Regions from separate parts of the Homo sapiens genome. Here regions 1, 2, 4 and 5 are each linked to region 3. A link is a loop called in an ENCODE intact Hi-C map of the cell type or tissue named here. Cell type or tissue: dorsolateral prefrontal cortex. All regions are shown on one strand.

Region 1 (5,000 bases), 460 kb before region 3:
AAATAAATATAAATACTAGAGAGAGAGGGAGAGAGAAAAGGTAGGGAAATATTTAAAAATTGTTAAGGTTTGGTTTTAAAGTATTTGCAGTTACGTCATATAAATTATACAAAAACAAAATTAGCTAGGCATGGTGGCGAACGCCTCTAGTCCCAGCTACTAGGGAGGCTGAGGCAGGAGAATGGCATGAACCCAGGAAGCGCACCTTGCAGTAAGCCGAGATGGCGCCACTGCACTCCACCAGCCTGGATGACAGAGCGAGACTCCATCTCAAACAAACAAACAAACAAACAAAAGGATTGTAATAAATAGAGAAGTGGTATTAGCTGGCTTATGCAGACCTTCGTTATTATAGCATTAAACTGACTGCTGTGCCATGAATTGCTAATAATTATCAATATCATTTTGCCAAACTGACTTAGCAATAGTTATTTATGAAGCCATTTGACAGAGATTCAAGAATTATATCCATACCAACTGACTAGAACCTAAATACTTTATAGCCTCCACCACTCTACATATTATAGCAGTGTACATATTATAGCAGTTGAGAAGTAGGCTTGCCACTTTCCTCTCAGAGGCAATCCAAATAATTCTAGCACTAGCCTGTAAAACACAAATATTGGAAGAATATTTGTTAAAGTATAATAATAATCTTTGTGAAAGATAAAGACGCACCACATAGAGGTACAGCAGGGACTATATTAATATTTTTTCAAGAATAGTTGTAGAAGTCTTAAAAATAAGCATATTTCAAACACCCTAAAAATCAGTATTGTTTAATATTACCAAACATATAATTTAAATGATATCTATGAATAAAAGGGCAAGAAAGAATATAGAATTTAACAATGCAGTGAATTTTTCCACTTTATAAGGTTTGGATTACATTATAGCAATTTTTACATTTCTTTGAGCTTACAATAAAAATACACATTCACATATTTTTCTATACAATTAATACTTTAATTTTTTCTTTTTTTAAAGAGTAAACTTAATTCTAGAGCAGTTTTAGGTTCACACAAAATTAATAGGAAGATACATAGATTTCTCATATATTCCATGCTCCCGTCCCTATATAGCTCCCTCTATTATCAACATCTTACCACCGAGTGATGCAGTTATTACTATTTATATACCTAAATTGACACATAAGGTTTATTCTTATTGTTGTACATTCTTTGGGTTTGAATAAATTTATAAGCACATGCATGCATTATTATAATGTCATATAGAATAGTTTCACTGTCCTGGAAATTATCTGTGCTCTGTGTATTTATCCCTCCCTTCTCCCTAACCCCTGGCCACCATTATTTGTTTTACTGTCTCCAGAGTTTTGCCTTTTCCAGAATGTCACATAATTGAAATCATACAATAAGTTGACTTTTCAGATTGGCTGCTTTTACTTACTATTATGCACTGAAGTTTCTTCTGTATCTTTTCAAGGCTTGATACCTCATTTCTTTTTAGCACTGAATAATATTCCATTGTCTGGATGTCTGGAGGTACCAAAGCTTATGTATTCATTCACATATTGTAGGACAACTTTGTTGCTCCCAAGTTTTGAGAACTGTGAATAAAACTGCTGTAAACATCCATGTACAGGTTTCTTGTGTGTGTGGACATGAGTTTTTAAGTGCATTATATAAATGCTATGAAGCAAAATTGCTAGATGGTATGGCAAGAGTATATGTATTGTGGTAAGATACTGCCGAACTGCCTTCCACAGTGGCTGAAAGCATTTTGCATTCTCAACAGGAATGAATGAGAGTTGTTCTTGTACCACCAGATCCTTGCCAGCATTTTGTGTTGTCAGTGTTCTGGATTTCAGCTATTCTAATTATTGTGTAGTAGTATATCAATTTTTTAAATGTGCATTTCCTTGATGACATATGATGTGGATCATCTTTTCATATGCTTGTTTGCCATCTAAATATCCTCTTTGGTGGGAGTTCTGTGTCTTTGGCCCATTTTTAAAATGAGGTTGTTTGTTTTCCTATTGTTGGTATTTAAGAGTTTGTTAAGTGGTTATCACAAGGTTTTAGGATACAAGGCTAATATACAAAAGTTTGTATATACCAACAATGAACAAGTGGAATTTGAAACTGAAAACACAGTACCATTTGTGCAAGATGTATACGAATCTATAGATCAATGCTGGAAGAACTTATATATTGACAATATTGAGCCTTCCTATCTATAAGCATGAAATAGCTTTTCTTAGTTCTTAAAACTAAGAACTAAGAATAAGTAGTTCTTAGAACCATTTTCTTAGTTCTTTGGTTTTCTCTCAACAAAGTTTTATAGTTTTCTTCATATATGTATTTTCCTGATTCTTTCTGCCTTTCAATTTGAGGAGTTTCTAGAGACATATATTCAAACTCGTTGATTTTATTCCTTGGCCATGACAAGGCTACTACTGATAAGCCCATCCAAGGCATTGCTCATTTCATTACAGTGTGGCTTATTTCTACCATTTCCTTTTGATTCTTTCTTAGAATTGCCATCTGTTGGCTACGCCTCCGCCCTGTAAAAACATCCAGAAAATAAGTCTATTAACGGTACTCAGTCAACACTGAAGTTAAGGGAACACCCACATGCAGAAATAAGAAAGAACAAACACAAGAACTCCAGTAATTCAAATGGCCAGAGTATCATATGTCCTCCAAACGACCGCGCCAGATTCCAACAAGAGTTCTTAACCTGGCTGAACTGGCTGAAATGACAGAAATAGTTGTTTTAAATTTCCAGGCTGATAAAGTCCAAAATCTCTGCCATATCTGAGTCTGATTCTAAAGTTTATTTGGTCTCTTCTGACTATGATTTTTTTTTTTTTTTTTTTTAGTATGCCATGTAATTTTTTGCTGAAAGCCAGACTTTATACTGGGTAAAAGGACCAAACTACACAGGACTTAAATGTGATCCTTTATATTTAGCCAGCTGAGTTGGGTTATATTTACTGTTTGCTGTAGCTGTTGTGTCAGAGGCTAATATTTCTTCTAGTGACCTTGTTTTTGTTTCCCCTGTTGCCTGTGGATTTTCCTAAAGACTCCTTCTTAAATAGGGTCTGATGCTTGAAGTTCTTTCAGCGATAATCCCCCATTAATATACAGGAGCTTGATTGCGGTGGTGTTGAGGTGGTGGTAAGATGGCAGGAAGATACTACCACCTTACTGTTAGATCTTGGTCTTCTAAGGAGTCTGTGTCCTTGGGCTGTAACTTTTACAAGCACTTCTCAGCCTTTTTACTTCCCCTCTTCATGTGAGACAGGAAAACTCAAGGGGACTAGTGTTGGGTATTTCTCTTTTTCAGGTTGATTAGGTGCTGGTAAAACTCAGTCAATTAGGCTCTGCTAAAATAGTTTTCCTTGTGGGCAGGTAATTTTTTAGGAGAAGAGAGCACTCTAGGATTATTTCAGAATAGTTACTTTCCCCCTTCCCTGCCAGAAGCATGAATGCATATATCTCTTATTTTTCACTCTGAGAATATGGTGGGGCTCTTGGAGGTAAAATGCACAAAAGCATATGCTCCCCCTTCCCCCTAAGATTGAGTCCCCAGGAGTTTTTGTTTGTTTGTTTTGGGTTTTGACTTTTAATTTCTCAAATCAATACACACACAATCTCTGGCAAGTAGTCAATTACCCTTTAACTGTTACTATTAGAACCCAGAAGTGGCTTCTGTTCCCAGTAAGCTGTGATTCTCTGAATTCACCTGTTTCTCCAGTTTTGAGATAGCAGTTTTCTCTGTGACCTCAATTCTCTGATGGACCTAAGATTTATTGATTTTCAGCTTGTTTGCCATTTCTCTTGTGATGATGGGAGTGACTACTTCCAAATTACTTCTATCTTAAATCAGAAACTGGAAGTCTCCACATATTTTTGGATGTACATTTTTTATTTAAAGTTTTACTTGCCAACTACTTTAGATTAATTGAGCATATTTATAGGAGTGATTTGTAAATTCTTGGAGTCATTTGAGAGCTTGAAGTTATCTAATATTGATGAGGCAGGGCAAGGAACAGTATAAGAACTCTAAGAAATTAGAAATTATTAAAAAAAAAAAAAGAAATAGATGGACACCCACAATCAGGAAACAATACAGAGATATTTGAAGGAATAAATATTAACCAAATGTATAAAGTGAAGGCGATGAAACAGATCAGCTAACCATGTGATATTTTGCATATTTCTAGCAAGTTAAGTAATTAAGGAAAATTAGTTCAGAAAAAAAAATTAGTAGAGCCTATACTTTCTCCTACAATATTTATTCATTTATATATATATTTATTTATTTATTTTTGAGACGGAGTCTTGTTCTGTTGCCCAGGCTGGAGTGCAGTGGCACGATCTTGGCTCACTGCAAGCTCCACCTCCCGGGTTCACATCATTCTCCTGCCTCAGCCTCCCAAGTAGCTGGGAGTACAGGTGCCCACCACCATGCCCGGCTAATTTTTTTGTATTTTTAGTAGAAACAGGGTTTCACGATGTTAGCCAGGATGGTCTCTATCTCCTGACCTTGTGATCTGCCCACCTCGGCCTCCCAAAGTGCTGGGATTACAGGCGTGAGCCACTGTAACCGGCCAATATTTATCTTCTATTTGTTGTTTTTATTTGCCAAAGTTAGTTGATCTAACAGTTCTATGGATATAAATTACTAACTGGAAAAATTCCTAAATCAGAAATAATCTTGATAATCCTACCAAACAACACTTTTAATTGGACGTATTACAGTGTTTAAAAGCTTTGGCTCTTAAACCCGATTTGAATTTGAAATTCAGCTCTCACACTATTAGTTGGAATACCTGTTTGGGGGAGAGAGAGGAAGAGAGAGAGACCTTGAGAATACACCCTAAATACAGAACATAAAAACAGTTTAAACACTTTAAAAACATAAAAACAGAACACTGCAGACAGTTTATTTCTCTTTCCTGTAGAAGTCTGGGGAAGTTTTCTGGTCTGGCATTATAATTAGGCAGTGTTGGGGTCTCAGGATCCTTGCAT
Region 2 (5,000 bases), 850 kb before region 3:
GCTTTCTAGTGCTTAATATTTTACCTTTGTATAGTGCTTTAAAACACAACGCGTATCCTCGTGCATTAGTTCACCCCTTTCTCAAAGCCACTCCAAGAAATAGGTATTACAATCATCTTTATCTAACAGAAAAAGTCAGACTCAGAGAAGTGAAGTGCCTTATCCAAAATAATACAATGTTTTAATAGCAGAATACATGTGTGTCAACAACAACACAGAGCATTGAGAAATCCATGAGACATAGCCCATTGCATTCAGCCAACCTGCCTCCTGTCCCCATAGTTAAAATAATCTTTATCTTCAAGGCCCATAAAAGTCACATCTTAACCATGGGCACTTTTCAATTATTAACGCAGAGCAGCACCATCCTCACTCATACCCTAGTGTGCTACACTGCACTACCCTGGAGAGATATGAGCACCACCATCTTGAGATGAAGCCCTAGTTATGTTGAAGTGCAGTTCTGCTCCTCCCTTGAGGCAATTCCTCCTCCAATGCCCAGCATCCAATGCCCAACACCACTGCCTTAATCACTGGGAAAGATGTTCTTGCTTTGGAATAAGGTGTGTGTGTGTGTGTGTGTGTGTGTGTGTGTGTGTGTGTGGTGTTTTAAGACTCTTTTTGATTCCAAGGTATATGTTTTCTGTGAAGCCCTTCTTTCCTTATTCCTGTGCCTTGGACAAGCTAGGAGAATAGGTGGGCTGCATGTAGTCTGCAAGGATGGTTGTCTGAATCCTTATAGGCAATGTAAGGATATTGAAAGTCCTGCATTTCTGTTTTAGGAAGATAACTCTGGTGGTTGTTATCTTTTCTGCCTCAGAATCTCGCTCACTAAAAATAAAAATCTCAAAGGTTTAATTTCTTGATTTCGGGCATGGTCCAGTACATATTTGAAGGTGGCACCTCTTAGAAAATATTTCTCCTTTAAATATGTAAATGTAACCTGAGAGACAAATTCTCCTGGGGGATCCTATCTCCCTTCTTTCTCTTCTTTTGGTCTGCATGTTGTGGTGGCTTCAGAAGCCCATTGCAATCAAACAATAAAGATTTGAAGTAAGTTTAGTGCCATTTAGATGAAAGAATAAAAGAGATGTATTAACTTATATGGTTGAAACATAAGTTGTTTGTGAATGAAATCTATAGAGAAAAATGGGAATAGGGAGTAGACCGTAAAGAATTACATGAAGAAAGATGTTGACAGAAACGAAATAAAACTGTTTCAGAATTGATATTAACTGGGTGATTCGGGTATTAATTAGGCAATTTGGATATTAATTAGATAATTTGTTACTTTCGCAGAGTTTTACGAACTAGAAATGAACCTGCAAGGGTGGTGGTATGTGTGTGCAAGTAAAATCCTGGGAATGGTGCCAAATTGAAGTTCTTGGAAAATTGAAGTCCTTAATTTTCCTGGATAACAGGTTCAGTAGTATTAGCAGAAGCTTCAGCAGTAACATCAATGCATTATATTTAGGATGACCCGATGCAAACATCCTCAAGGCTGGAATGCTTGTTCTGTCCTTCATATTGAAGGGAGAGTCATTTGTTATTGCTTCAAGGAAAGCCTACTTAAAAAAAAAATCCCTGCTAACGGAGATTTATCATTTCCATGGATTACTACAATTTGAGAAGATCACTGGAATTAGAGTCAGTCAAATGTATAAGGGCCAAGAATCCTCAGAAGTGCATTTTAGCACCATTTATTCAATTTGGTTGACATTGGCTGACAAAATGATGAGCTAGTATTTTCCAGAACAGAGATTCAAGAATTATTGTTTTTCTCTCTAGAAACCAAATTGAAAAAAAGTAGAATCTAGTATAAACTATGAAACTATATAGCTCAGTTTACTCCACTATTTTTTTTTTTTTTTTTTTTTTTGAGATGGAGTCTTTCTCTGTAACCCAGGCTGGAGTGCAGTGGCGCGATATCGGCTCACTGCAAGCTCCACCTCCTGGGTTCACACCATTTTCTGCCTCAGCCTCCGGAGTAGCTGGGACTACAGGCGCCCGCCACCACGCCTGGCTAATTTTTTTGTATTTTTAGTGGAGACGAGGTTTACACCATGTTAGCCAGGATGGTCTCGATCTCCTGACGTCGTGATCCGCTCGTCTCGGCCTCCCAAAGTGCTGGGATTACAGGCGTGAGCCACCGCGCCTGGCCTACTCCACTCTTCAAAAAATTAAGATTTAGCATGTTAATTAAACAACTGACTATCTAAAATATTAGTTCTGTGAGAGTAAGAAAGGTGTCGTGTATATTGCTCTGTCCCTAATGTTTACAACCTTCTTTATACATAGCAGACTATCAATCAATATTGGTGAATAAATAAATGATGCATGCCATAGAGTTATAACTACCTACTGTTGTAGCCCCTTACCACTATTAAAAGTGTTTAAAGTTATGAAGTTAAATCACTGCGATTGAAAATATTAAACGTGAAAGATTACCAATTAATGTGGACAAGGAAAAATAATGCTTCCCTTTTCTAATCAACTCCCTCAGTCCCTTAAGTACCATTGAGGTGGCTTTAGTTGAGTTTGGATGTGTAAAGGTTGCCTGTTTGCCACTTGCCAGCAGATGGCCTAATTCTTCCATCATTCACTAAGTATTGGAACTATTCTTTATAAAGAAAAGCAGTTGGTGAGAAATAACTTTCCTCTTGATTTTTTTTTTATTTTTAGCAGAGACAACATTTTAGTATATTTCCCATTATTTTTCATTGGATTAAATAATTGATTAGATATGCTAATTTTAACATAGCCTATTCAATAAGGAATCAATTCCTAATCAATAAGGAAAGAGTACACTTTTTTTTTAATATATGCCAAATCATCTAGGACGATCTATAGAGGTGACATACTAATATCATTGCCTTGGGGATAAATTGATTCATCAGCATCTATGAGTAAATGAGACTCTTTATGTTCCTCTAGACAGTCCTTACAAGTCATTTAAAATATTGTTCACATATAGATGACTTTATAAATTTTTCTGAAATTCAGTGAAAAGAACTGTGATGTTCACTCATTTTACCTGTAACAAATTTGCTCATGTTTCTGAGGTTATTTACAAATTTATAACTTAACTGTAAGGGAAAAGCATTTTTTCATTTGTAATACATACCAAATTCATTATTTATGAGTAAATATGAAAGAGATAATATGTAAAAAATAAGAGAAAGAGCAAGAGGTGGAGGGAGGAATTATTAATTAATTTAATTAAGTATACTCTTTTTGATATTCTACTTTATTAACTCTACTAATGTAAAAATATATCATTCCATTATTTACTTTCTTTTGAATCTTGTCTACCTCTTTAGGGGCATTAAATATTCAATTGTTGTGTGCTATTTAAATGTCAGCACTATAAGAATGGGGCTACATCTGTCTCATTTATTACTGTTTACATATTGACCACCTGCAACAGTGCCTGGCATATGGAAATAATTCATTTAATATTTATGGACTGCATCAATTTTATTTTGAGCACCTTTTCTAAGGTAAACCATTAGGAAAGAACAATGAAATGTGGCATAATGATAGGGCATCTTAATCTTAGGCTGTTCAGAAATTAAAATAATCTAGCCAGTTATTTATCGAAAACTTGCTCCATCATACCTGTTTGTATCTTGAAACACATAGCTCCCTCTTTTTGATGTATTACTTGTTGCAAAAGTTACCCAGTAAATAAAGATTCTTCTTGAGGGAAATCAGTGATCTGTCCCCCATCCTAAGATGTCATCACAAAAAATTGAAATGAAAATAGAAAGAAATTCCAGAAATAGCATCAACAATGCTATGCTTGTGCACTCTGAAAATTAGGAACTGGGTTCATGGTGCTTGGTTTATTTATTATAATTAATAAGTATTTTAAGTCCTTTTAGGAATACTAACTATTACATCCTAAAATGTTTTTCAAAAGAAAATGGAAAGGCTATAAAAAGGCATTTTAACCATTTTTATCCCTGATACTCCATTTCCTTTCATTTGTGGCTTACCCAGGATTTTGAAAGAAGAAAAGTAGGCTCTTCTGTTCCCATCATGGCAACTGTCTGATTAGCCTTTTAAATGCATTTGATATTGTACAGATATTGCTTCAGTATTTAGAGAAGAAAGACACTTTTGTCTCCCAGTGGAACTGTGATTGCTTTCTTCTTTGACAGTTTACAATATTGTTTTGTCTTTTGTTAAGCAAATCATTGGAAAATTATTTTTTGTGAAACATGAATGTGGTATTTAAGATTTATGATTGTGTCAGTTTTAATCCATATTTTAAAAATAAAACCCTCAGGAAAAGAGTATACCCTCACTAAATACATACCACAACTGATTTACTGACATAAATATATATTTGTAGTTAAAAATAATAATGTTTAAACATAAATTTAAAAACCTAGATCTTTCAATAGAGAGTTCAAAATCCTAGAAAATTCACAATAGCCTAAATATGGCATCAACCTAAATATCCATCAGTGGATATATCAATAATAAAAATGTGGTATATGTACCCAATGGAATACTATTTAGCAATAAAAAGGAATGACATCCTGTCATTCACAACAACACGGATGAGCCTGGAGGACATTTATGAGTGAAATATGCCAGGCATAGAAAGATAAATACCACAGGTTCTCCCTCATATGTGGAGGCTAAAAAAAATTGAGCTCATAGAAATGGAGAGTAAAGTTCTGGTTATTAGAGGCTGCGAAGGGTGGGAAAGAGGAGAGGCTAAAGAGGGGTTGGTTAGCTAATACAAAGTTAGGGTTAGATGGATGGAGTAAGTTATATTGTTCTGCAGCACTGTAGGATGGATATGGTTCACACTAATTTAGTATGGACTTTCAAAAAGCTAGAAGGGAGGATTTTGAATGTTCACAACAAAAAGAAATCATAAATATTCACGGTGGTAGATATGCTAATTAGCCAGATTTGATCATTACACTTTGTATACATGGACGGAAATGTCACTCTGTACCCCTTAAATATGTACAATTATTACT
Region 3 (5,000 bases):
AGCTGCTCCAGACACACTTTGCTCAGTTTTATGAATGGACGCAGTAACTAAAAAGCATCCTAATCTGCTAATTATTTGTAAACCATTTTACATCCACTCTGTTCCCAATTTAGGTTTTGAAGCACTTCTGTAGTCACTGAAATTCTGTAGTTCACCCTGCAGTGATATATTTTTTTCACCTTCAAAGAATATAAGGAGTGTTTCAGCCTACATTTTAAATATGAAGAAGCAAATGTGTGAAATGAGGAAATAAAAATGCACTGAAGTTTTTTTTAGAACATATACTTATACACTTTCAAAGCATGTGTATTTTAACAAGCAGAATGTAAGCCCCATGAGAATACAGCCCTTGCCTATCTTATTCATCAATATAGCCCAATAGTTCTATCAGTGTCTGGCATATAGTAGGCACTCAATAAATACGTCTTGACTAAATAAATATATGCTTCTTTTAAGAGATGCATTATTAGGCATCCAACCCATTTTTCCATTCATGCTAACGATGACCTTTAAAAAAAATAAATTAATCTGCTGCTGCAACTGCCAAGAATGAGCTCAAAATTCCTCCCAGCTTCTCTTGACTATCCGTCAGAGACATAGAGTATCACCTGTCAGATGGCTGTCAGACCCAAGCTGAAATAGCTGCTGTCCTCTCCATCAACTTACATTTATGCCTCATACCTTACTCTAAATTTGAGGAAGGTATGTAAGTTTTGTTTTTAAAGTAAACATAGAATTAAAGTAAAGGAGATAAGGAGTAGTCCCATCAAAGAATTTCATCACTTGCTTTGCTTAAATATGAATTTTAAAGCAAGATTTGCAAATAACAGAGATAAATGAATTTGTTTTTATTATTGATTCATTAAAGGGTACTGGTAATCTCTGAAAGCAAAAGAAATCTCCACAATTTTAAAGAGAACATTTAAAATGTACCTACATGTAGGAATGAATATATTCCTTTCTATCTGACTGAAATCTGTGATAGAATATTTATTTTTAGGAGCCTCTCAAGCTCTATATAAGTGGAAAATTATCTCAATCCCTGTGAACCTAGTTCAAGATAAATAACTGCTGCTTTTGCCGTGCTAACTCTGTCCTTACTTTTTACCTATGTTTTACCTTGCAAATGACACCCCCACCCCCGACTACCTACAGAGATATATGAGGGCACCGCTTTAAAACCCCACTTTGGCTAAGCTGAGTGGAGCTGGAGCTATATTACAACTGCGGTCCCTCCCTTCTCTCTCTAGTGCAGGCAGCAGCACTCAAGCAGTTAACCACCTTCTAAGTGTCCTGGTAATACATTCCTGCCGCAACACTCCTCAGCTCTCCAGAATCGGATTTCTGAAAATGTCTCTACACAGAGACATTCGCTTCCCCGCTCAGCAGAAAGGGCTGTAGTCAGGGCCAAGGAGAGTAAAATATGAGCTTACGAATGTGGGGCAGGACATACATTGTTTTTTTTTTTGTTTTTTTTTTTTTTGACTCAGAGAACTCAAGCTTCTGCACGACAGTGTGAGTCTCCAGCAAACGCCAGTCTTTAAAATGCACATAAAGGATGACAATTTGTTCCCTGAATATCACTGGCTGGCAGAGCCCCTGAACAAATTATTAGAAAGTGTGTGGGTGGAGGAGGATTTAGTCCCAATTATTAACCTACTGGAAGCTATATATATGCAACTATAATCATATATACTCATTATCATATCTCCAGTTGCCTCCAAATGCTGGCATTTAATGAGTTAAAGTCCAATGACTATGGCAATTAAGGTTATAAGTAAAATACTCCTCAGATATTTGACTGAAAGTATATGCTTGCTCTTCGTACTTTGTAGGAAGAGCACAGAGAGGCAGGAAAGGAAAGGAATGGGTTTTGGAGAGCACATCAAGCCAAAATAACACACTTGTTCTGACCATCCTAGGTACTGTGACAATAATTAGGAGGAAGAATACCCTTCTGTGGGTTGGAAAAGCCAGGAAGAAGAGACTTAAGTTAAGCTAGCATACATCAAAAATAATTGACAATGGTTAGGCTTCATTGTAGAGAAGCCTGCACTGGCATTGCAGCCACCAGCCCACCACCCACCTAAGAATTATTATTTGAAAAGGATGTCAGAGGATTATAGAAGATCCTTGTGTCTGCTCCAATTAGGATCAACACTTCTGCTGCTTGCTCACTGAGCATTCAGTAATGATGAAAGCATATTGACCCCTGCTGGAAATGTGTAGAACTGCAGCCTTTTTCTCTGGCCAAATAGGATTTAAAAGGAAGGCATCTTCTAAACTACCATTTACACGTATCAAGCCTAAGGGGTATGTGTTTGTTTGTTTGCTTATTTGTTTTAAAGAAGGCTTTATATCACAATGCCAATATGAAACTAGTTTACTCATTGCAAACATTATTTCAAAACATTTCACGAACCCAAGACAAAGCTTCTTCTAATGATATAGCTTTATATTTTTTTGTACAGAGCTTAATCACTATCTTGTTTAAAATTGTAAGCAACAGCCAGTGAGCATCAAACTTGGGTCCTCTCGATTATTTCTTAGAAGTCTCTGACTTACTGACCTCAAAATATATTATTTTCAAAGAAACTTAAGATCAGGAAAATGTTCTAACACTCTAGGTAATTATTTTGTTTCCACTCTAAATACTATCCCAAGGGTTAAATCTCTGTGACAGTTTTCTCCTAAGATATTTTCCACACAACTAAGGGCTCTAAACTTGTATTGCTATGCTAGAATATTAATCAGACACTCTACCTTCTAAGAATTCTTACAGAAAAGTTCAGGGAAAAAAATATTTTCCAGTATATTTGGGGGTCACCAAGTTTCCACCTAAGTGCTTAGAGGACATGGAACAGTTAACTCATACAGTACATGACTTGTTATTTTGTGGAATGTACTAAAATGATGTAGATATTATAATTCTTGCTCTGTGTTAGGGGTTTTAGAGAGGAAGTATTTCTCGATATAAGTTAACAGAATAATTATCAACGTCAGCAGTCAATATAAGCTCTCCAGCAGCAGCTAGACTATGGTCTCTTGGCGTGTTCTATTAGCTGGCCCACTCATGAGGTTCAAAGCTTTGCCAAGACTAGGAGGCCATTCTGTGTACAGATCAGTAGCCTGGCTCCATATAATGGTTGCCACAGCACCCCTCAACTCAACCCATTGTTCTGAAAATGCTATCAGTTAAATGCTATCCATAAACACTATCAGTTAAATACAAAAAAAAAATTGCAAGCTCTATTCTTATTCCATGTAGAGAAATTTGAAGAACATATTGTATTTATGTGAGTTCAGTGGTTATATTAATATGATGTTCCTTTCTTTTAAAACAAATAAAAAGCACCTCCATGATTAGGGTAAATTAAGGACAGGCATGCCTCAGAGATCTTGTGGGTTCTGTTCCAGAAAGCTGCAATAAAGGAAATATCACAATAAAGCGAGTCACATAATTTTTTTGTTTCCCTGCACACATAAAAGTTATGTTTACACTATATGGTAGTCTATTAAATGTTCAATAGCATTATGTCTAAAGAAACCATGTAAATATCTTAATTTAAAAATATTTTGTTGCTAAAAATGCTAACAATCATCTTAGCCTTCAGTGACTCTTAACTGTTCTGCCTGTGGAGGGTATTGCCTCAGTGCTGATCCCTGCTGACTGATCAGGGTAGGGGTTGCTGAAGGCTAGGGTGGCTGTAGCAATTTCTTCAAGTAAGACAACAATGAAGTTTGCTGCATAGATTGACTCTTCCTGTCACAAGAGTTTTCTCTGTAGAATGTGACGCTATTTGATAGCATTTTACCCACATAATACCTCTTTCAAAACTGGATTCTGTCCCCTTAACCTAGGCAGCTACTTTGTCAACTCAGTTTCTGTAATATTCTAAATCCTTTGTTGTTATTTCAACAATTTTCATAGCATCTCCCTCAGGTGTAGACTCCATCTCAAGGGACCAGTAGGTCTCAACAGTGGGCTTAAAATATTCAGTGAACCATTCTGTAAATAAATGTGCTGTCATCCAGGCTTTGTTCTGTTATTTATAGACCACTGGCAGAGTAAATTTAGCTTAATTTTTAAGGGCCCCAGGATTTTCAGAATGCTAAATGAGCATTAGCTTAAACTTAAAGTTACCAGCTGCATTAGCCCCTAATAAGAGGGCCAATCTTTGAAACTTAGAAACCAAACACTAACTTCTACTTCTATCTATCTAGGAAAGTCCTAGATGGCATCTTCTTTCAAGATTTTTCATCTTTCAAGGCTTTTATAACTACATTGAAAATCTGTTGTTTAGTGTAGCCATCTTCATCAATGATCTTAGCTAGCTAAGTCTTCTGGATAACTTACTGCAAATTCTCCATCAGCATTTGCAGCCTTATCTTATACTTTTATGTTACAGAAATGGCTTCTTTCCGTAAAACCTCAGAAACCAACTTTTTTTTGTGAGGTTTTCTTCTTCCAACTTCCTGCTAGCTTCCAATTTTTCTTCTACAGCCATTTCACCTCTATCCACCTTCACAGAATTGAAGAGAGTTAGGGCCTTGCTCTGGATTAGAATTTGATTTAAGGTAATGCTGTGGCTGGTTTGATCTTCTCTCCAATTAAAACTTTTTCCATATCAGCAATAATCTGTTTTGTTTTCTTATCATTCGGGTCTTCACTAGAATAGCACTTTTCCTTTAGAAACTTTTCCTTTGCATCCACAACTTGGCTACCATTTGACACAAGATGACTAGCTATCAGCCTATTTCAGCTTTGGACATGCCTTTCTCACTAAGCTTAATCATTTCTAACTTTCCACCTAAATTGAAAGATGCATGACTCTTTCTTTCACTTGAACACTTAGAAATCATTGCAGGGTTATTAATTGGCCTAAAATCAATATTGCTGTGCCTTAGAGAATAGAAAGGCCTAAAGAGAGGGAAAGAAATAGGGGAATGGCGGCCGGGCGCGGTGGCTCACGCCTGTAATCCCAGCACTTTGGGAGGCC
Region 4 (5,000 bases), 800 kb before region 3:
AATTATATTTTTAATATATTAGTTTATTGTGGTCTTTAAATATCATCTCAACTTTTGGTTATATATAATGAATGTATCTGACCTCACTTTGAAGAAAATTACCTTTGTGTATTTTAGTGTTTCTTGTCTGTCTGCCCCTACCCCAACCCAAAATGTGTATTATATTTTTTAGCAGTAATTTTTATGATAAAGTTAGATTCATCTAGGTGAAACTGCATACCTCTCTATTTGATATAATCTAGAAATATTCTAATGGGAACAATTATTTGAATTATAACTAACATGCTGGACTGGATTTTGTTTTACTTTTTAATTGAATGATGTCATATTGAATGAGAACTCCATCTTGCTCAGTCACATAAATATAATTTCTGAGAGCATGTCACATGTAAATCATGTAAACACACAAAGGTACCAATTTGATAGCCCAAATAGATGAAATGTGGGAATAACATCTTATTTTATTTGGGGGAATTTTTGGCATCCCGCTCATCAGATACAGAATTAATTGATTTCTAAAATATACAGTTATTAAAGAGCAGAACTAGTTGAGTTCTAAGATATATGGTTATTAATATATAATTGATAGATATTTATAAAAATATATTTGAATTTATTTTATATATTTCATCTTATACATTTATGTTAATAGGAGAGCTTTGATAGATATCAATGTTTGAGCGATCAAAATAAACATTATTTGACTTTATACAACCTTCTTCCGTCATTGATTTTTTTGTATCCTGCCCTATTAATAGAATTTCTGGAGCCTTTGGAATTTTCCTTTGTTTCATTTCATTTTTTAGAGACGAGTTCTTGCTTTGTTGCCCAGCTGGCCTCAAACTCCTCAGCTCAAGTGATGCTCCCACATCTGCCTCCAGTTTAACTTAGACTACCTCACCATGCCACTGCACCTGGTTTAGGCTACTATTTTATAACAATGTTTCTTTACATAATATGAAAAGTTTTGGCATCTTGCTTTAGTGTATATGTTATACTTGAAACTGGACAAAAAACACAACTCTTATTCACACAAATGACATCAAACGTTAAAAAAATTTTCCTGTTGGATTATATATCTTTATATTTCTGGAGGCCAGGTTAGTTGTGATATGTTGACAAAATAAAAGCTTACAATAAAAGCCTTATTCTTTTGTTACCAATGTTTTTAAATGCTATGACTCAGACAAAGATGTGTGTTATGAAAGTAATCCTGTGTGTACTCTCCTAAATAGAAACTAAAGCAAGTGTACTCTGCTTGCTTATGTGTTCATTCTTCCTTTGCCTGACTTGTCTGTCCTTCTTGAAAATGAATGATTGAATAGAATGGCCTAGACATAGGGTCCATTTCTCTTTGTGCCTTGTTCAATGTGAAGATCCTACAGCCTGAAGCAATATCTCCTTTAGAAAACAGGGACTTATTTAGAGAGTGCATGCATCCTGTGATTGCAAGGGACGATTCCAGGGTTTTGTAAAGGCAAAAATAGTGCTTTCAAATCCACGTAGATGCCATTCAAGGCACAAAGCTAAGTGAGGAAGAAAAAAGAAAGCAGCCAGGACTTTTAGATTCTGGGCTGAAAGATGCTATATAGGATGAAATTTGCATTTTCATTGCCTAGTTAATAGTCTTTCAAACTAATAAAATACACCATATCAAAGAGTAAAAAAGGTAGATGTGATTTCTATTCCTACTAATTAACAGCTGAGACAGAAGAAAGCTGCAAAAATGTGAATAATTCTATAAAGCTAAAATATTAACTTGTGCCTATTTAGGGAATAGGAAATCCATTGTTTTTTCATCATCAAACTTTCTTTCTTCAGTCCATGTTTTCATTTCATATTACCAAATTTTTGAAATGCCATCATTAAACTAGTAAATTTTGCTGTGGCTTTAATGGTTCATTCTATTTCTTTAAGTTAAATGTAAGGTTTCCTAGGCCTTGAATGTATAAAAATATGTTATAATTGAAAAACTGATTTAGTAGAACTGTTTCAAATAGCGACATAGCGTATTTCCTGCAGATTTGAGAAGCAGGTATGGGGTATGATAATCGTAGGCTGTATAACATTCAGCCACAGACTTAGTATACTGGCACTAAAAGCTATTTACATTTATAGGCATTAGGAAAACCATTCCAGGCAAGAAGAAGTTGTTTTATTATAAAACTAGAGGGCAATTAGGCTAGATCTCTAAAGAGAAAAAGAAATTTAAGTTAGAAAGGAGAAATGTTTGGGGAAGCGTAGAAAAGAAAATGTCAAAGAGGAAGGGGAAAAGGATGGAAAGGAAAATAACTCTTCCTAAAGAAATCATCCTTAAGATTAGTAGTTTCTTTAAATATTGATGCTTATAAAAATAAAAGTGCATACTGAATGATTCAAACTGTACTTGAAACTCAGGTACATATTTTAAAATCAGGCAGGAAAAAAAGGTAGAATCTTGAGTGTGGAAAACATTTTTATTAAAAAAAAATAAGGTTTGTCCATGAGGCAGATTTCTTTAAGCTCTCCGAGTTCACTGCATATCCTCAGCAATTTAGTGGGCTATGCTGCAGAATCATCATAAATCAATGAGAGGATGTCTTGAGCCGTGGGGAATTAACTGACTCGCTTATGTATGATGCGATTCACAGCACTTCCATTCGGAAACCTTTTATGAGACCACATGCTTGCTTGGCTCAGACACACCTATGTCTAGGCAGGGATAGCTTTGGCTAGATCATATTTGTTTTCCTGTGTTTTCTTCTGCCTGAGGGAAGGAAAAATTTTTTCCAGGCAAATCCTCTGTCCTCTTTGGGTGGGGACTTCCAAATTAATTCTTAGTTGTCTGGATGAGAACAAGTATTAGAGATTAAAATTAATATTATCAGCTTCAGAAACACACAAGAATTCAAATTTGACAAACGTCAGGGAGTGGAAGAGAAGATCTATTTTTGAAATAATAGACATAATCAGAAATTCTCTGCTGGAATCCACCAGGGGGCAGACCCCTCCTGATATGCTCCCTCCCAGTATTGGCCTCAGAGCCTGCAGCCTGTGAGAAGTGTTCTGAGAGACAACCCCTGTCCCTGTCATGCTTCAATCCAATCTAACTCATTAGAAATCCTGCCTCCAATTCTTTTATTATACAGCATCACATGTACCATGGAAAATCTAAAAGGAAAGTAAATGGGAATCTTAGAAGAATTTTATTATTAAGAAACTTAAATAGTGTTTTTAAAAGCCTCACAAATGCCTAGTTATTTAAAACACAAACAAAGGAAGTAGGCTCTTTTTTGCGGGATGTTTTTTGTTTGTTTTATGTCTCAGAAAGAACTAACATTATTAAGCAAGTGAAGAGCTTCAAAGGCAAGTTACAATCGAAATAAACAAAAACCTGGAAAAGGAGATTTTTACATGAAGGTTAGTTATCATAAAAAGAACAGTGACTGTCTCGCATGCTACTAAATATTTCTCATTTAGCAATAGATAACTTAAAAGCTTGCTGGGATAATGCACGAAAAGAGAAAGAGTAGTGAAAGGAATTATAGACTACACCATTATAAGAAATCAGAAAGTCAAAGCAGAAGCAAAATAAGTAGTTTTATATCTAAATACTTTAACAACACCCCTTATATTTATGCTATAATTTCTTTTATAGTAATAAATCACATTACACTGTTTCATACCAACTATGTTTCTACATCTGATGTAGAATGACAGTGAATAAAACTTGCTCTACCATTGAGAAGCTTATGCATCCTGAAAAGGCCTTTAGAATACACCCTTCATTGTCTGCAATTCCTGTGCTGTCAAAGTTCTTATTTTGTAAATGTACGAATACGTGGTAAAAATTCTTAGCAAGCCGTTGAGAGAGGTGTAAGAGAGGATGGGGCGAAGAAATGCCTGAAAGTTTCTTCAAATTAACAAAATTTTCATCAGTACGGTCTGATATCATTAATGGGTGGCAAACATTTTTGGACAAACATAAAAATTATTTTATCGTATCACTTCTATTTTACAAAGTAATAATTATATTTAGCATATATCTCAGTTATCAGAGCTTTAGCGTGAAATAAACTGTAGACAAATCTGGTTCTAAAATACTACTGACACTTACTAGTCTACTGAGGAAAAAACACAAGAATGACCATGCTCAAACATCCTAAAAACTTTATGAGAAATCACATTCTTCACAGTACTAAAATTAAGTTACATTAGGATGTAGTGTAAGCCACAGTAACAAGGTATCCTAAAGTATATTGACTGAAACAAGATTAATATTAATTTCTTTGTGATGAAACTCTTCTGGTGGTTTGGGATTGGTAAGGTGCCCTAGAGGTGTCAGGGACACAAAACACTTTCATTCCTTTTGTTCTGCCATCTCTAGACTCTTACCTCATCAGCTTGCTTGAAATCAGTTAGTATCTACCTTACAGCCTGTGGGAAGGGTAAAACAAGAAGAAAATACTTTGTATGCTCCTTTTCTTTTGAGGGCAAGCAAGTTTCAGAGGTTGCACACTTCAACTTTTCTCATATACCATTGGCCAGAATTGGTCATGTGACCCTACCCGGCAAGAAAAGAGACTGGAAATGTCATGGTTCGTTGCCATAGCTTCAATTATAATGCCTATTTTTTTAATAGAAGAAAAGGGTAATGAATATTGATAAGGCAATTAGCAATCTCTGCCACAAAAGTGTACAAAGATTGAAAGTATACAAATATTAATCAGACACAGCATCTCTAAGGTTTTCTTTTAATAACTGCATTTTTCTAATTTATTTTATAAATTTATGGTTTTTCAATTTATAATTTGTTTTTAATCAATCATATCAACTTCATTTTTTTAATACTAAGAATTTGAAACTGATTTAGGGACCAAATATTGGGGAATTTATTATAATCAACTATATGTTCAATAATAATAACAGAGAAAAAACTACATCTCATCAAATGTACTCCTAAAACCAGACAGGTTTTAGAGTACTAGTTCTTTGAAAATTTCATTATGCTAAGTGAAATA
Region 5 (5,000 bases), 870 kb before region 3:
TATGGGTCTTGATTTATGAATGCATATATCTATATATCTTCTGTATCTATCTATATCTGTATCTAACCACTATCAAGAGAGAGACAGAGAGAGAGAATTCCTTAGAGAATGTCCTGAAGACTTTCTTCAGTCAAACTGTGTAGTAATTAATTTTAGAACCCAGAATTTGGACAGAAAATTTTCTGGAGATGAAGAAAGTTTCACAAATATTAAAAAAACAATTTAAATGGAAGACAAAATAATATTAAATATTAATGCACCAAACATAAGAGCTTCAAAATACATGATATGATTATGAAAGAAAGGGAAACAGAGACAACTCAACACCACCCTTGTAGCAGATGAGAAGACAACAGGAAAAGATAAAACCACTATCACCAAATTTGACTTAATTTTTATTAATAAATTTCTATACCAAACAACTGAAGAATATACAACTTTTCTTTCATTTTTCAAGGTTTTGGATAACTTTAGATGATAATTAACTTAATGCTCAGATCACACATGTATATATATGTATATTTATACAGACATACATATTCATATATCTGTATATATAACTTTTATCGATATCTCTATTAATATCAAGAGAGAGACACAGAGACAGAGAATTCCCTGGAAAATATCTTAAAAACTTTCTTTGGGCAACTGTTTATTGTGGTAGTTAGTTTTGGAACCTAGTCATAGCTTTTCTTTTCTTCTTAATCAAATAAGAAAAACAAATAAATACAAGTAAATTACATCATTCTCAAATCCTTATTTCAATATGAAACCATGGAAAAGGATGGTAATATTAAAAAAAAAAGCAACTTAATGTCTTGAGCTACCACTGAAGTAATACAAATGTAGTATATATTTTCAGTATTTATTTGATATTATAGAACATCATCAATTATACATTTATCATGAAGTATGCTAGAAGGCTCTATAATGAATGTTACACTAGAATCCTTTGTTTTTATTTATTTGAAGACATATCCAATTGCTTGCTCTAGTTAGTTTGCTATCTTTTGCAGGAGGTGAGTGCCCTCTTCTGGTTCTCTAATAAAACTGATAATAATGGTATCCCCAACGGATTGATTTACCTGTTATTTTCTAACAAATTTTCCTTTGCAGTCAGAAATATTTAATAAAATTATGTCCATTTTGCTGTTTTATCCTTTACCACCAGAATGTGGCAGATAGCCATTACTTCTAAGCAATTTCCACATCTTGTTCTTAGTCTTGATAATCTTTCTCTAAGCCACAGTGTGAAAGTTTGTCTCTTTAATGTTTTTATTGCTTAAAATAGGAAAATATATTTCAAGTATTATATTCTGAGCTAGAATGTAAAATTTTCTAACTATTGTGAAAGAAAAAAGGAAGGATGACGAAGGAGGGAAGATTGCAAAACCTAACAACTTAAGGCGGTTTTAATTATTTGTATGATATATTGGGAAGATATTTACAATATGACTTTTCCCCATATTACACACACACCTATCAGATGCTTGAAAAAAAATAATTGTTTTTCATTATGATTTGTTCATTTATTTTACCCTGTCAGACCATAGTTTCTATTCTTCAGTGTGCTCCCCTCAGTTGGCACTTAATAAAAAACAACCAAACTTACACACACACACAAGCAAAAAGCAAAGAAACAAAAAAATAGCCTGTGAAATAATAATTCTTAAGAAAATAAGGAGGTCTTTCACTTCTCTCATCGTTTTTAGAATAACCATTATTTTTTGCAGTCGATCAACAGTCATGAATAATAGCCAGTTTTTTTGTTGTTTTTTTTTTTGAGACGGAGTCTCCCTTTGTCGCTTGTCGCCCAGGCTGGAGTTCAGGGGCGCGATCTCCGCTCACTGCAAGCTCCGCCTCCCGAGTTCACGCCATTCTCCTGCCTCAGCCTCCCGAGTAGCTGGGACTATAGGAGCCCGCTGCCACGCCCAGCTAATTTTTTTGTATTTTTAGTAGTGACGGGGTTTCACCGTGTTAGCCAGGATAGTCTCGATCTCCTAACCTCGTGATCCGCCCACCTCGGCCTCCCAAAGTGCTGGGATTACAGGCGTGAGCCACTGCGCCCGGCCAATCACGGCTAGTTTTGACGTGATGAGAATATCCTGTCAAAACATTGCCAAGTAGAAGTCAAGAATGACAACTTTAGCAAAATATCTTTTGAACACATGCATTTAACATGGGAGGCACACTTTGTTTTAATGTTTAACTGACAGGATAAGCCAGAATTTCCATGACCTGTTGTTAGAAGCTAGAATTTAGATTATTTAATCAGTGTTACCTTTGTCTGCATAAATAAAATTACCTTTATAATTCAGAATAGAAAATATTGTCAGATTAAGGTGGGGTAGGGTTTCTTGCCCAGGAAAATTGTTACCTATAGCAATCAAAGACATTAGATAGTTATTCATTTCCACTTTTCCCTTTGCTCATATAAATGAAATATTAGTACTAATAGAACTCTTTTTGCAGACAAGAAGGGAGAGAGAATAATTTGGAATAGAAGTTTAGGCACAATGAGATAAAATTCCATTTTTACTGAAAAATAAGAAATTACAACTTCTACATTTTTCCCCACCAATATTCTTAGATGCTTGGGCAGATCTAATCTTGATGAGACCATTAAATATCGATGGAGTCACTCAGATTAAATAATTGAGATAATTATCTTGATAACTCAGACTTAAAAGGAGGGTTTTAAAGAAAACAAAACAGAACTGGGATGACCTAGCCTTAGTTCCAGTACAAACTTAGATCATATATGTGCATTTTCCTTCATTATATTTAGCAGAAAAATATTGCTAAAAGTCACTCCATATGAGATGAGAATTTAATTGGCTCTGTGTTTAATTTAATCAATCATTTAAGACTTAAAAATAGTCCTGAATTGCTGAACCTTTAATGAAAACTTGGCCATGGAAGTTAAAAATAAAAGCAGCAATAGATGGCACTAGAAGATCAAGTCTCAGACGAAAATCCATTAGTCCTATTTCCTCCTCTAATCCCTATAAAACATTTGACAGGAGTATAGCCAGGGAGTTGGAGGACAGGCATAGAGAGACAATCCCTGTTAAAGGGACAGATACTAATTCCTTTGTCTACTTGTCCTGAAAGGCATCCCAGAATGTGTTGGGGGAAAAGAAAACGGCCAATTTACTACAAAGATCCTGCTCAAGGCACAACATTAACTGTCCCATTTAGTTTGAATAAAGAATAGATAAAGGGAGTTCTACCCTGACTTTTATCAGGCATTTCTGCTGTTTTATTTGCTGCTACTGATAATTGAGGTCTTGCTGCTTAGAAAAAGCTCGATAAATTTATTTGCCATTAAAATAATCACTACGTTTCCTTTCCCCATTGGCAATAACCCAAATTATTTATGAAATACAGATTTTTCTGTTTCTTTCTAACAAAGCAGACACAAAGACATTAAAGCATTTTAAAATTTAAGCCTTCAATGGCCTGCATTTCATAGCAACAGACTTATTTTATTTATTTTTTATTGTGTAAATCCTTCAAGGCTGAGTGCTGCCTGCACAACACTCTTCTTGTCTCAGCTTGACTGGCCCCACAGCCATGACTCATCTTTTACAGTTGCAGCTTTTGAAGCACATTCCAGACCTGCTTGTTCCCACAGCTCTCCTAATCCTTTCACATGACCATGAAGACAGCCTTTAAATTCAACGGAAGATGTTTCTGACATTTTTTTCAAGCTATAAAAACTATTTCCAGGTCCAGGTTGGGGAATGATACGTGGATGTTTGGAGAAAATCAGGGGTTATCATTTTTCCTCCCTGCTAGCTACTAAGAAGGGTCTTTAAAAAAAAAAAAAAATCTCAGCATTCTGTAGAAATTTATCCAAACAAGTATTGTCTTTGCAGTGCTGTATTCTCAATAGTAAGAAATTATTTTAAAATCAGCAGTTTCTGAAGACAAATTTTTATTAAATCTGCAATCAGAGAAATTTTAAAAAATGTTTAATGGCTCATAGAAACAGTGTAGAAAATTTCAGCTTCATTTCCTCACTAATAGGATTGATTTTCTTCTCTTATTTTATCATTTTCTCTTTCTTTATTGGTAAATAAAATAGAACTGGCCTACCTAAATATAAAATTTATTCATAGGCGTTATTTTAAATAATTTCAACTATTAGGAATCATCATGGGTCTACTACAGAAATCATATATATAAATTGAAAATATATTTCTTTCTTTTCTTCTTCCCTTCCTCCTCCCTCCCTTCCTTCTTCATCCCCCATCCCTTCCCCACCATCCTTTTTTTTTGCTTTTGTCTTCTTTCTCCTTTTCTTCCATTCTTATATACATTCCATAAGCATTTTTGAATTCTTGTTTTGCTATTAAATTTTATACACACATTGTCTTTGTTTTTCTAATTTAGCTAGCAAATTGACTTTAAACAAAGACAAGTTGTATTAGAGTGTGTGTGTGTATATATATATATATATATACACACACATATATATATACACACACATACATGGAGAGAGAGAGAAACTATTTCATGTTTGAGAGAAAGCAGGGAAATGAGAATGTTTTCTTCCTATTTTCCAAATTGGTTAGTTCAAGGCCAAGTATATATGGACAGTATTATGTAAAACATTATCAATGAGATGAATATATTCTCCACTGCACAAAGAATGAAATTAATTATGAACCAATCTATTAAGAAATCGAGTGAAACTAAAAAGTTGATTTAAGCCATTATTCCTATGGCAATTTTAGTAGTCTGGAATTTTATTGGGCATTTCACCATTATCTGAGATTTTCTCCACAGGTGGATGCAGGGACTAGATGTCCTGTTGAGAATTTTTCTAGTTTGATGACTATGAAATTTAATGTACTTACTAGTCTTTTTCCCACACAATTCAAAATTCAAAATTGTGTGGAAAGAATACTAGTAAGAATTGAACTAGTAGCTATTATAAAAGTGAGCTGTCCAAAAGGAGTGTAGAGACCACTCCTTATGGAATGGAGAAAGGT

What was found. Peaks named below come from ENCODE experiments on the same cell type or tissue, not always from the same donor. Only the 100,000 strongest peaks of a DNase experiment are listed, where the experiment ranks them.
Region 1: a loop joins it to region 3, with 4 times the contacts of the local background. A loop is called at or near these places in 2 of 110 quality-filtered maps.
Region 2: it touches region 3 in a loop (9-fold over the local background); 22 of 110 quality-filtered maps call a loop at or near these places.
Region 4: it touches region 3 in a loop (7-fold over the local background); 54 of 110 quality-filtered maps call a loop at or near these places.
Region 5: a loop joins it to region 3, with 9 times the contacts of the local background. A loop is called at or near these places in 13 of 110 quality-filtered maps.

Annotation. Positions count from the first base shown.
Region 1 is chr4:104,401,976-104,406,975 of GRCh38, forward strand. No RefSeq gene overlaps it. Among named protein-coding and RNA genes, the nearest start is that of CXXC4-AS1, 86 kb to the right of the region's middle. In dorsolateral prefrontal cortex, no CTCF peak of the experiment used is centred here; no DNase peak of the experiment used is centred here.
Region 2 is chr4:104,013,299-104,018,298 of GRCh38, forward strand. All of the region lies in intron 5 of LINC02503 (long intergenic non-protein coding RNA 2503), which reads left to right. Among named protein-coding and RNA genes, the nearest start is that of LINC02503, 54 kb to the left of the region's middle. In dorsolateral prefrontal cortex, CTCF peaks have their summits at 2,576 (motif pointing right) and 2,777; a DNase peak (open chromatin) is centred at 2,563; H3K27ac peaks cover 540 bases.
Region 3 is chr4:104,858,504-104,863,503 of GRCh38, forward strand. No RefSeq gene overlaps it. Among named protein-coding and RNA genes, the nearest start is that of TET2, 290 kb to the right of the region's middle. In dorsolateral prefrontal cortex, a CTCF peak has its summit at 2,217 (motif pointing left); a DNase peak (open chromatin) is centred at 2,198; H3K27ac peaks cover 1,096 bases.
Region 4 is chr4:104,062,199-104,067,198 of GRCh38, forward strand. No RefSeq gene overlaps it. Among named protein-coding and RNA genes, the nearest start is that of LINC02503, 100 kb to the left of the region's middle. In dorsolateral prefrontal cortex, CTCF peaks have their summits at 2,970 (motif pointing right) and 3,181; a DNase peak (open chromatin) is centred at 3,003; H3K4me3 peaks cover 1,047 bases; H3K27ac peaks cover 363 bases.
Region 5 is chr4:103,993,237-103,998,236 of GRCh38, forward strand. All of the region lies in intron 3 of LINC02503 (long intergenic non-protein coding RNA 2503), which reads left to right. Among named protein-coding and RNA genes, the nearest start is that of LINC02503, 34 kb to the left of the region's middle. In dorsolateral prefrontal cortex, a CTCF peak has its summit at 2,945; a DNase peak (open chromatin) is centred at 3,575; H3K4me3 peaks cover 892 bases; H3K27ac peaks cover 723 bases.